Regions from separate parts of the Homo sapiens genome. Here region 2 is linked to region 1. Evidence: read pairs that join two places in POLR2A ChIA-PET (ENCODE). Cell type or tissue: PC-9. All regions are shown on one strand.

Evidence for each region. ChIA-PET counts read pairs that join two places held together with the same protein. Peaks named below come from ENCODE experiments on the same cell type or tissue, not always from the same donor. Only the 100,000 strongest peaks of a DNase experiment are listed, where the experiment ranks them.
Region 2: POLR2A ChIA-PET joins it to region 1 with 15 read pairs; 1 of 35 experiments calls an interaction of 5 or more read pairs at or near these places.

The regions. Positions count from the first base shown.
Region 1 is chr6:54,869,106-54,874,105 of GRCh38, reverse strand. FAM83B (family with sequence similarity 83 member B) reads right to left here. Exons shown (of 5, transcript NM_001010872.3): 2 at 3,416-3,919. The coding sequence starts at 3,859. Among named protein-coding and RNA genes, the nearest start is that of FAM83B, 25 kb to the right of the region's middle. In PC-9, no CTCF peak of the experiment used is centred here; no DNase peak of the experiment used is centred here; H3K27ac peaks cover 760 bases.
Region 2 is chr6:53,925,246-53,930,245 of GRCh38, reverse strand. It overlaps LOC101927189 (a long non-coding RNA gene), which reads right to left and starts at 264. Exons shown (of 4, transcript NR_125842.1): 1 at 1-264. RefSeq lists a silencer at 861-1,155. In PC-9, no CTCF peak of the experiment used is centred here; DNase peaks (open chromatin) are centred at 975, 2,885 and 3,495; H3K4me3 peaks cover 1,448 bases; H3K27ac peaks cover 4,358 bases.

The sequences.
Region 1 (5,000 bases):
AATGAGAGCATATAAATTACTGAAATTCAAAAACAAACACAAAATGTTTCACCTCTTTCCAGTAAAGACAGTTGAGATTGAGAATCATTTTTAATTCCTTTCATAAGAGACTGGAAGGTTAACTTGGTGCTTATAATCAGACTTCAAATGTTTGGGCCTTTAAGCAGATAACTTTTATATTATTTTCATTAGTTTAAGATTTTTCCATAAAATGGCATTATTTTCACAAGTACCTTATCTCAACTGCAAACACAAAAGTGAAAATGGATTTAAATTCTTATCTGAGATCTTTTCCTGGGTTCTGTTTTGACGGTGTCTAGTCCTACTGGTTTGGCTTCATATCTCTGTAGAGTTTTACAGTGTTTATTACCAAAAGATTCTCCCTGAGATATTTAGAAGCAAAAAAAAAAAAAAACTTTATCCATTAAAATATACATTATCCAAATACTTTATGAAAAAAAAAGATCATCCCTTTACAATGCCATGACAATTCACTGAGTTACCAATAAAGATAAATTACCCTCTGAAAAAAATTCAAAAACAGAAAGCTTATCCTGATGACTATTAGGCTCCCATTGATTCTGAAAGATAATAAGAGCATGACATCTGTTGAGTAAATGATAGTCATGAAAACCACATTTAATCTTTAAAAAGCAATGTGTTCTGGTAAGCTTTTATTTCATATTTGTTCTTTTAAAAATTCTTCACAGGACCATGTCCAGTTATAAGCTAAATAATCTTAATTTTTTAAAAATGGGGTCAATAACTTTTTTCCCCAGATTACTTAATTCTTCAAAAATCTTTAAGTAGATATGGCGACATATAAAGAATCTTCCAAAATAATTGAGAAATACATATTCCATGCAAAGATAACCAATTTGACTTCAATATTTATTGCATCTGGGTAGAAACTAGCACAGTCCCTAACACCTTAAAAAATAACAGCTGGGTGTGGTGATTCATGCCTATAATCCCAGCACTTTGGGAGCCTGAGGCAGGAGGATCACTTGAATCCAGGAGTTTGAGACCAGCCTAGATAACATAGGGAAACCTTGTCTCTGTGTTAAAAACAAAAAATAAAAAAAATAAAATAAATAAAATTAAAAACAAAAACCATGTGCACCAAATCGAAGTCGTCTGTTATAATTTATATTTGGCAGTATACTCAGTTTACAAGATCAAATAATTCTCTTCTTTCAAATTCAACTTAGCTATAGCTATACAAGTAGAAAAAAGATGCAATTGTCTTTCTTATTTGTATGCCACATTGATTTTATGAAAGAGAAGCACACATCACATTACTGTTTTACAGTATGGACTTCAATTTCTTCAGCTCGCTAATTCAAGTGGGAGTCCTCAACGGACAGTGACCGGGTAGAAGATATTACTTTTAGAGGCTCATTAAATACAAAGCTGCCACATTAGAAAGAAAAATACATCAAAAGATCATGACTAATGTTCGGTTCCCAGTGGGTGCTAGCCCAAAAACTTATGATATCTCCTGAATTAACATTTTGTATCACAATAATGCAATGTCCCAAAGGAAACTAGCTATCACGCAGGGTGATAAATGCATTACTAAGTTACTACAATAAGAATCTTCATCTTCACTGATGTATTTTCAAAAATGGATTTCAATTTCCTGTTAACATTGTGCTTCAAAAGCATATCATGTCACCAAACAAAATCAGCAAACATTAATACTTGATATTTATTATTTTGCCATTACAAAGACTCACATATAGCCTCAAATTTTGTACTGTTGCCTTACAAAATGCAATTGTATAATTTGTTCACAAGGCCTAAGATAGCGCTGTTTAAAAAAATATTCATGGTTCAATTCAGAAAGCTGAATGACAGTTCAATTCATTCAATAAAAGTTTGGTCACTTACAGTGAGCCTGATTCTATAGCTAATTTTTAACAACTGGAATGGATTAGTACTTTATTTAATATAATACTGTTAAAGGAATTAATACAGCTGAAAAGACAGGTTATTTAAACTCAAAAGGTTTAGGGAAAAAAATTACCTCATTTTTACAAAGCTTGCATTTGACATTAGCTTCAGAACACTGTGTCTCTCTACATTATTGTTAGCCTTTTAGTTGCCTGTCTTGCAAACTGCCATGTCACTGAGGAATTCAAGGGTCTTATATTGACGTACTTCATAAAAGCATACTCTTGCAAGCATTTCTGTGTCTTATTGGCATAGAAGAAAGCAATGTCATGCGTGTGTGCTTCCTAAGGTTCCTTTTAGATCTAAATTTTTGTATCACATAGTCATAACTAAAAAATGCACACTTTATAATTAAAAATTGTAACTTTTTGCCTATACTTTTTTTTTTTTTTTTTTTTTTTTTTGGTGAGACAGGGTCTCGCTCTGTCACCCAGGCTAGAGGGCAGTGGCGCAATCTCAGTTCACTGCAACCTCCACCTCCCAGGTTCAAGCAATTCTCGTGTCTTAGCCTCCTGACTAGCTGGGACTATAAGCACTCGCCACCACATCCGGCTTATTATTATTATTATTATTATTATTATTATTATTATTATTGTAGAGACGAGGTTTTGCTATGTTGGCCAGGGTAGTCTCAAACTCCTGACCTCAAGTGATTCGCCTGCTTCAGCCTCCCAGAGTGCTGGGATTACAGGTGTGAGCCACCACGCCCAGCCTTGCCCATACATTTTAAAACTCTAGATTGAGCTTGGCAAATTTTTTTGTAGTCTCCAAAGTGCCCACCATGGTGCTGAGTAGATACAAAACTCTTAATAACTTTTGTTGCTTGATTAAAGAGTCCTACAGTTTTACCCAAGTTCTAAAATAAGATCTGTGAGATGTATAAGTCAATATAAATATTTGATAAAGAACACCAAAGCCTTAAAATGCTAAATATCTCAGAATCTTGCTTTAGAATTTTACATTATTATGTTGATTTTATACTGTTTCCACACAACTCAGGAAAATAGATAAGTAAACATATGGTTTATTTAATAGCATAAAGCACATTCAGAGCAAGAATTGGTATTCAGTCCTGTTAAAAACAAAGAAAACTTCACCATATCCACCAACTACTTCCTTTCAGAGAAGAAGAAAAATTTAGGTGCTTTAAAATTATGAGTGTTGAGTAATCTTATTCCTAGTCAACATACCTCAGTCTTCTGGGAGAAGAGATCTCCTGAGTACATTATTAAGAAAAGGAAATCTCTTTTCTTTAGCAGAGACCTAATGCCACTCTCTTGGATATATGCAAGATATAGGAAATACAACCTTCCTGTGTATCCATAGGTACTTTCCTAAAAACAATAGGCATGGCCTATACATATAGAGATTCTTTTATTAACATACATATTTGTGTTATTACTCTCTCTACTTTTCTACATGTTTCAAATTTTTCATTTCAAAATAGAAATGTTATTACCTTTCTTGCTTCTTTTATCATCTTCCGAATAGTTTCTTTTATCGTAAGTAGATGTGCTCTTGGTGGATGAAAAAGGAGATCTATATGGGTGCCCCCTAAGAGTCCGGGCATCACATATGGCCAGCCTAAGTCAAGATTTGGAGCTTCCACATCAGACTCAACAGGCCAGTAGGTCCCTGAAGATAAGGTATCATCACAGGAATCATCAGTACCATGTGCTGTGCTTTGTGCAACTTTCTGGACATTTTTCAAAATATAATTAATTTCTTCCTCAGCAAGAAAGTCTGAAACTCGTTCCTGGACAAGAAATTCTTGGTATGCTTCTAACCCGTGTTCAATCAGAATATCAATGGCTACTCGATACCATTCCTTGTAGTGAGGCTCAATGTAGTTGTCAGATTTACACTCATCATTCAATGAGGAAAGCATTGATGAGGTCTCCATGCTTGCAAGTGTTTGGCTATGGCACTTTCAAATGTCCATTCATGCAGTGGTGAGAAGTATCTGGTATTTGAAAAGAAGAAAATCAAGATCAAGTTAAAATTCGGTAACAGAATGTTTTATGATACATATCAACTATTATTTTTTCATTTACACATTTCCATTACCAGAAGCTCAAAATGACACATATTTCATATCCAAAATGACATTAATAGCACCACAATTCACACATCTATCACAAATAAGCTACACAGATTTCCCTTACAGATTGCTGTTGGATTTTCCTTTTCCAAGGTATCTCAATTTAAATTAAAAGAGAATTAGAAAACAATCAATGCCTACCCAGCCATTAATGTCTCTACTGAGTACCTGTCAGGCATACAGAATATGCTAGATGTAATGTTAAGAGCACAAAACACTGGTCTTTCAGGAATTTATTAATTAGTTGAGGAGGCAAATTGTACGCAAAAAACATTACTTACCACTTTGAAGAAAGCCATACATTGCTAAAGGCCAAAATGAGTAATGCCTATATTCAGTGCTTTAAGAATAAAAGCAAGTAGAGATCAATATGGAGCAAATGAGTTATGAACAGCCCTGAGCAAGAGGTGGGCTTCGGCTGGACCCGGAGCAATGAGTAAGAATCTGATCAGGTGGCAAGAAGAAATATTTCCATCCCATACAAGGATAAAAACATGAGCAAAATCACGGAAGAGATATGAGAGTTTGGTACATTCACTAATTATGAAGGAAGAAAAAAATTAAAGAAAAAAAAACCTGGCATGCTGGAAAACAGGTTCCTTTTAACAGGAGTAAGAGATAAAATTGAATAGACAAGATAAAGCCAAGAATGGACGGACACAAAGTTTTGTGATTCAACAAAACTTCTGTTTGAAACAATTCTGGCAGTAGCAGGGGACTGAAGAAGAGACAGGTAGCTAGGAGAGTGTTTCAGTGTTCAAAAACGCAGTGAGGAAGTGGACAGAGTATTCCAGAGATGGTTTAAGGAAGGAGCCTTGAGATTCAGTGACTGGACAGAGTATACGAGATGAAATTTAAGACATGAAAGATAATTCAGAAATTTCTCTTAGGAGTCAAAATCTGCCTATGCAGGCTCACATTCCATCTCTCACAATGCCCACAG
Region 2 (5,000 bases), 940 kb after region 1:
CCATTGTTGGGGAGGGAGTCGACATCAAGCTGGTATCTCATCTAGCTCGTGACTTTTCTATACTGAGCACCTTCCAGGTGTCCAGGTGAGAACACAACATGGATAAGGCTTACTTTACATCTGTCAGAGCCCTGGCAAATGCCTTCCCGAGTGCCTCTGGCATTCTCTGTGAGAAAGAGAGCCACAGCCTGACAACTCCCATAGCCATCAATGGCAACGCTCCTGACCCTCAAGACATTCCAAAAGGATTAAAACCAAGAGCAACCCCAACCTAACAGACCCAGCCCATAGCGTCTTCTCGAAACTTCCCAAACTCACACCGAAACTTGCCCCACCCATTCCGCCTCTGGGCCAATGGGCAGGACCAAAATTCAGGAAGAACATTCAATGCCCAGACAAGTAACCATGTTGTTTTGTTTTTCCAAGCAGTGCTGAGCGAGGTTTAAACAAACAAGCACTCACACCTGCAGCCAAGGAAGGGCAAGAAGCAGCAGCCAGGTGTGGGAACATGAACGCCAGACACTCGGGATCCAGACAGTCTCCCAGGAGAGCCCATTTCCAGTGAATACTTTCTTCAGGTGCTCAGTGAAGCGCAGTCCCATGGGGAGCCTGGGCAACTGTTGGCAAGCTACTTTTTTAAAGCAGTAAGACTTCATTTATGACTTACCTTGAGAAAGCATCAAAAGAGAGGCATTTGCAGACTCTGCATTTACAGGGCATCAGGTGTGGGGTGTCACTCTATTACACCCTGTTACAAGCCTGGTTTCTTGCTATGGGAAGACTCCATAGGACCTTCTGTTCCTATCACCAGGGTGGTGGAGCCAGTTTCAAATAAAATTAAACATTGCTTAGTCACACAAGTTTTCTATTCTTCCTGTTTTCTGCTTCTTTGATTAAATTAGTCCCTAAAGGAGCAATCATTATTTGTCAAATCTTTCACAACAACACATTATAAAAGGAGGACTTTAAATAATAAATTATGACTCATCTTCCTCATTTCCCCCAAATGGCACAAAGGTCAAGTTGCAGCACCATAGATTTCCCAGTGTTCATTATCTGTCTTTTCTCCAAGGGTAGGCTATTAAAGGTAGTGAGTATTAAAAGTCATTCCTAACTAATTAGCTCACTCTGGAGCTACCTGCCAATTTTCAGAATATGCTGAAGCTTTCTCAGAGAGCCAATTACCAAACTGTCACTCCAGTTAATGTTAAAAACGTTATCAATTTTTTTTTTCCCACTAGCCAAATACTTTATCTCACAAGTTTCTTAGGATTTGCACATAGTTTGAGATGGTAGAACAAAGACCCCATGAACATTTCCACAGCCCTTAGCCCAGGACAACATACAAGAAGTGAGTGAAGGTGGTGGGAGGGTTAGAGCAGCTGTTCCAAATCTTTTTGGCACCAGGGACCAGTTTCATGGAAAATGATTTTTCCATGGACCAGTGAGGGAGGGTGGCTTCAGGATGATTTAAGTGCATTACACTTATCATGCACTTTATTTCTATTGTTATTACATTATAATATGTAATAAAACAATTATACAAGTCATCATAATGTAGAATCAGTGGGAACCCTGAGCTTGTTTTCCTGCAACTTGATGGCCTCATCTGGGGGTGATGGGAGACAGTGACAGATCATCAGGCATTAGATTCTCATAATAAGCGTGCAACCTAGATCCCTCGCATGTGCAGTTCACAATAGGGTTTGCACTCCTATGAAAATCTAATGCTGCCGCTGATCTGCCAGGAGGAGGAGCTCAGGCGGTAATGCTTGCTTGCCCACTGCTCACCTCCTGCTGTGTGGCCCATTTCCGAACAGGCCAAGAACTGGTACCTGGCCCTGGGGTACAGGTTGGGGACCCCTGGGTTAGAGAATGCAGAATCACAGTGTTTGCAATCACTAGGCTTAAATGAAGGCCCAATTCTGCATCAATTTCATTAAATTTCACTCAGTTCCATGCCAGTCTTAGTCTATAACTTATAGCCTATGTAATTTTGACAAAAACAGAACCATCACCATTATGACAAATACAACTCTAAATGTAATTACAGGTTACAGTGCTTTGGCTGGGGAAGGGGAGCAAAGTAAAATAAAGGGGTGATTGAAATGTCAACGGAGATGTGAATTTGAATTCTGACTTTGTCCCTTACTGTTTGATCGTGGGCACATTCCTAAAACTATTTGAGTCTTAATTATCTGCTTTGCACAAAGGAAATCGCGTCACCTACCTCATGGTGGTGTTCTGGAAAGCTGAGGCTGTGTTCAGCTAGGTCAGTGTAGGGCGCATAGTAAGTACTCAGTGAATGGCTGCTGTAGTTCATAGTACTATCTTACTGTAAAAAAGGGCAGCTCGTTTTTTGTTTAGAAGTTAAATGTTGATGCTGCAAAAGAAACTTGGGGCCAGGCACAGTGGCTCACACCTGTAATCCCAGCACTTTAGGAGGCTGAGGCAGGTTGATCACTTGAGACCAGGGGTTCAAGACCAGCCTGGGCAACATGGTGAAACCCTGTCTCTACTAAAAATACAAAAAATAGCCAGGCATGGTGGCATGCAACTGTAATTCCAGCTACTTGGGAGGCTGAGGTAGGAGAATCGTTTGAACCTGGGAGGGGGAGGTTGCAGTGAGCTGAGATTGCACCACTGCACTCCAGCCTGGGCGACAGAGCAAGACTCTGTCTCAAAAGAAAAAAAAAAAAAAAAGAAACTTGGAGGATTGACCCAGTCAGGTTCTTGTCCAGTCAGAACTCAAGAGCCCTTGGCTAAAATCCATGCTTGTCACAATGATTGCCCACTCTCAGAGTCTAAAGTTACACTATCCTTCTGGCCTACTGCCAGACACAAAACCTCATCTCCAATCTTCCACACAGCCCACTGAACACAAGGAACAGATCAGGTTTTTCTGGTTTCCCTTTCCCGCCAGCTGTCTGCTTTTTAAAAAAGAAACCACTCCAACAAGATGGGAGTGTTCTCTACATGCCCCACGTCAGGCTGCACTAATTTATTTGTTCCAGCAGGTTTTTCTCCCTGGATGATCCATGTCTTAAATTGACTCGTTCCTTCTGATACATGAAAGCCTCCTTTGAGAGAAAGGAGACAGAACAAAGCAAGAGGTAAAAAAGGAGATGTTATGAAAATCCAGGGTGAAATAGAGACAAGGCAAAATGAGCACCAGAGACCTGAACCTAGAAAACCAAGAATATGACAAAGAGGGGGACATTTTCTGGAAAAGGAGACCCTTTTCTCAACTAGCTGTCTCATGGTTTCTTGGTAGGATCTAGTTTTACCTTAAGGATGGCTAGTTAGTAAGTCTGGTTAAAATGAGGTGGTTACCATGAGACCATTGCTAGACCTACCATTAAGTAAGCACACAGGACAAATTAAAATCACCACCCATTACATAATGCAGGAGTCTATATATAAAACCACAGGTGAAACAGTTTTCAAATAAAGTTTTCTCCATCAGAACTAGTGTGTGTCCTCATTCCTGAGAACATACCCATCTGATGACACACTGTTGGCTTGGTGGCAGGAATTGCAGGGGTGCTAATAACACTACTATAACAACAAAAACAGCAAGACCTGTAATAATAGCAGCCACCCACTTCCTGAGAGCGTGTTTTATGTATCCCACTTAATCCTCACTCTAAGCCTGAAAGGACTATTACTGCCCCATTTTAAAGATGAAGGACCTGAGGCCCAGAGAGGTTAGTTTGTCCATACCTACGTGGCAGGCTGGGATTCAGACCTATATCCATATGCATGATTCCACTGGCATATTGACTCAAAAATTGTAACTCCAAAGCAGTTTTAAAAAGCACATTTGCTTGCTTTTCCAGAGCTTTAAAAAAAAATGCTTCATTGTGCACTTTCTTATAGACATATTTTAAAACATAATACATGTTTTAAAAACATGCATTTTTAAATGCCTTAGTCTTGTGTTGCTAATTATTGAAGGTGAGTGATAGCTATAGGAGGGTCAATGATGATTCTACTTTTGTATGTTTTGAATTTTCCATAATAAAGTTATCTCTTTTTTTTTTTTAATTGGCTCTTTGGAAAATTGGATGAGGTAAGACAACAACAATGGTGAAGTGAGATTGCAACTCTCCATGGATGTCACTGAGTGGCAATGTCCCTAATTGCCTTCTATTAATAAGCAGCTGCAATGCAGTCCCTTGTTTGAGAGTGCTGCTGCAGCCTTGCCACACACCAGCAGCATGCCCAGGGCAGAGCATCACTCATTTTCTTTCTTTTTTTCTCTAAGACAGTCTTGCTCTGTCGCCCAGGCCGGAGTGCAGTGGCACGATCTCGGCTCACGGCAACTTCCGCCTCCCAGGTTCAAGCAATTCTCCTGCCTCAGCCTCCTGCGTAGCTGGGATTACAGGTGCCCGCCACCACACCTGGCTAATTTTATGTATTTTTAATAGAAACAGGTTTCCACCATGTTGGCCAGGTTGGTCTCGAACTCCTGACCTTGTGATCTCCCACCTCAGCCTCCCAAAGTGCTGGCATTACAGCTATGAGCCACTGTGGCCGACCAAGCGTCAGTCATTTTACCAGGGAAGGACTGGCTGTTCAGAGTAACTCTCAGACACAGAATTTTCCCAGCCTCCACCCCATTCACTAAGCATGTCTTGTTGGGTGTGGTAGATTTCACAGGAGATGGCAGAAGTGCTGCTATGAGAGGCTGGTGCGAGTGATCCCACCTTGCCTGCTCACCTCATTGACAGCCAGCTAGTATGTTTTTAGACAGAAAGATTGGGTCAGTCAGGACAATTCCTCCAAACTTTCCAGAAAAAAAACAATATCTAGGCAGACATTTTATGATTTCTTACCAATCCCTCTATTCATTATCAATGACTTTGATTATTTCACTTCCTCTCATTTTTTCTCTGGCTATTTTACCCACTGAGACATTATTTTCTTGCTAAAAAGAAGAAATAACTGGCTATGGGAAAAAAAAAAGTGGGTGAACAGGTCATACTAACCTCCTTTCC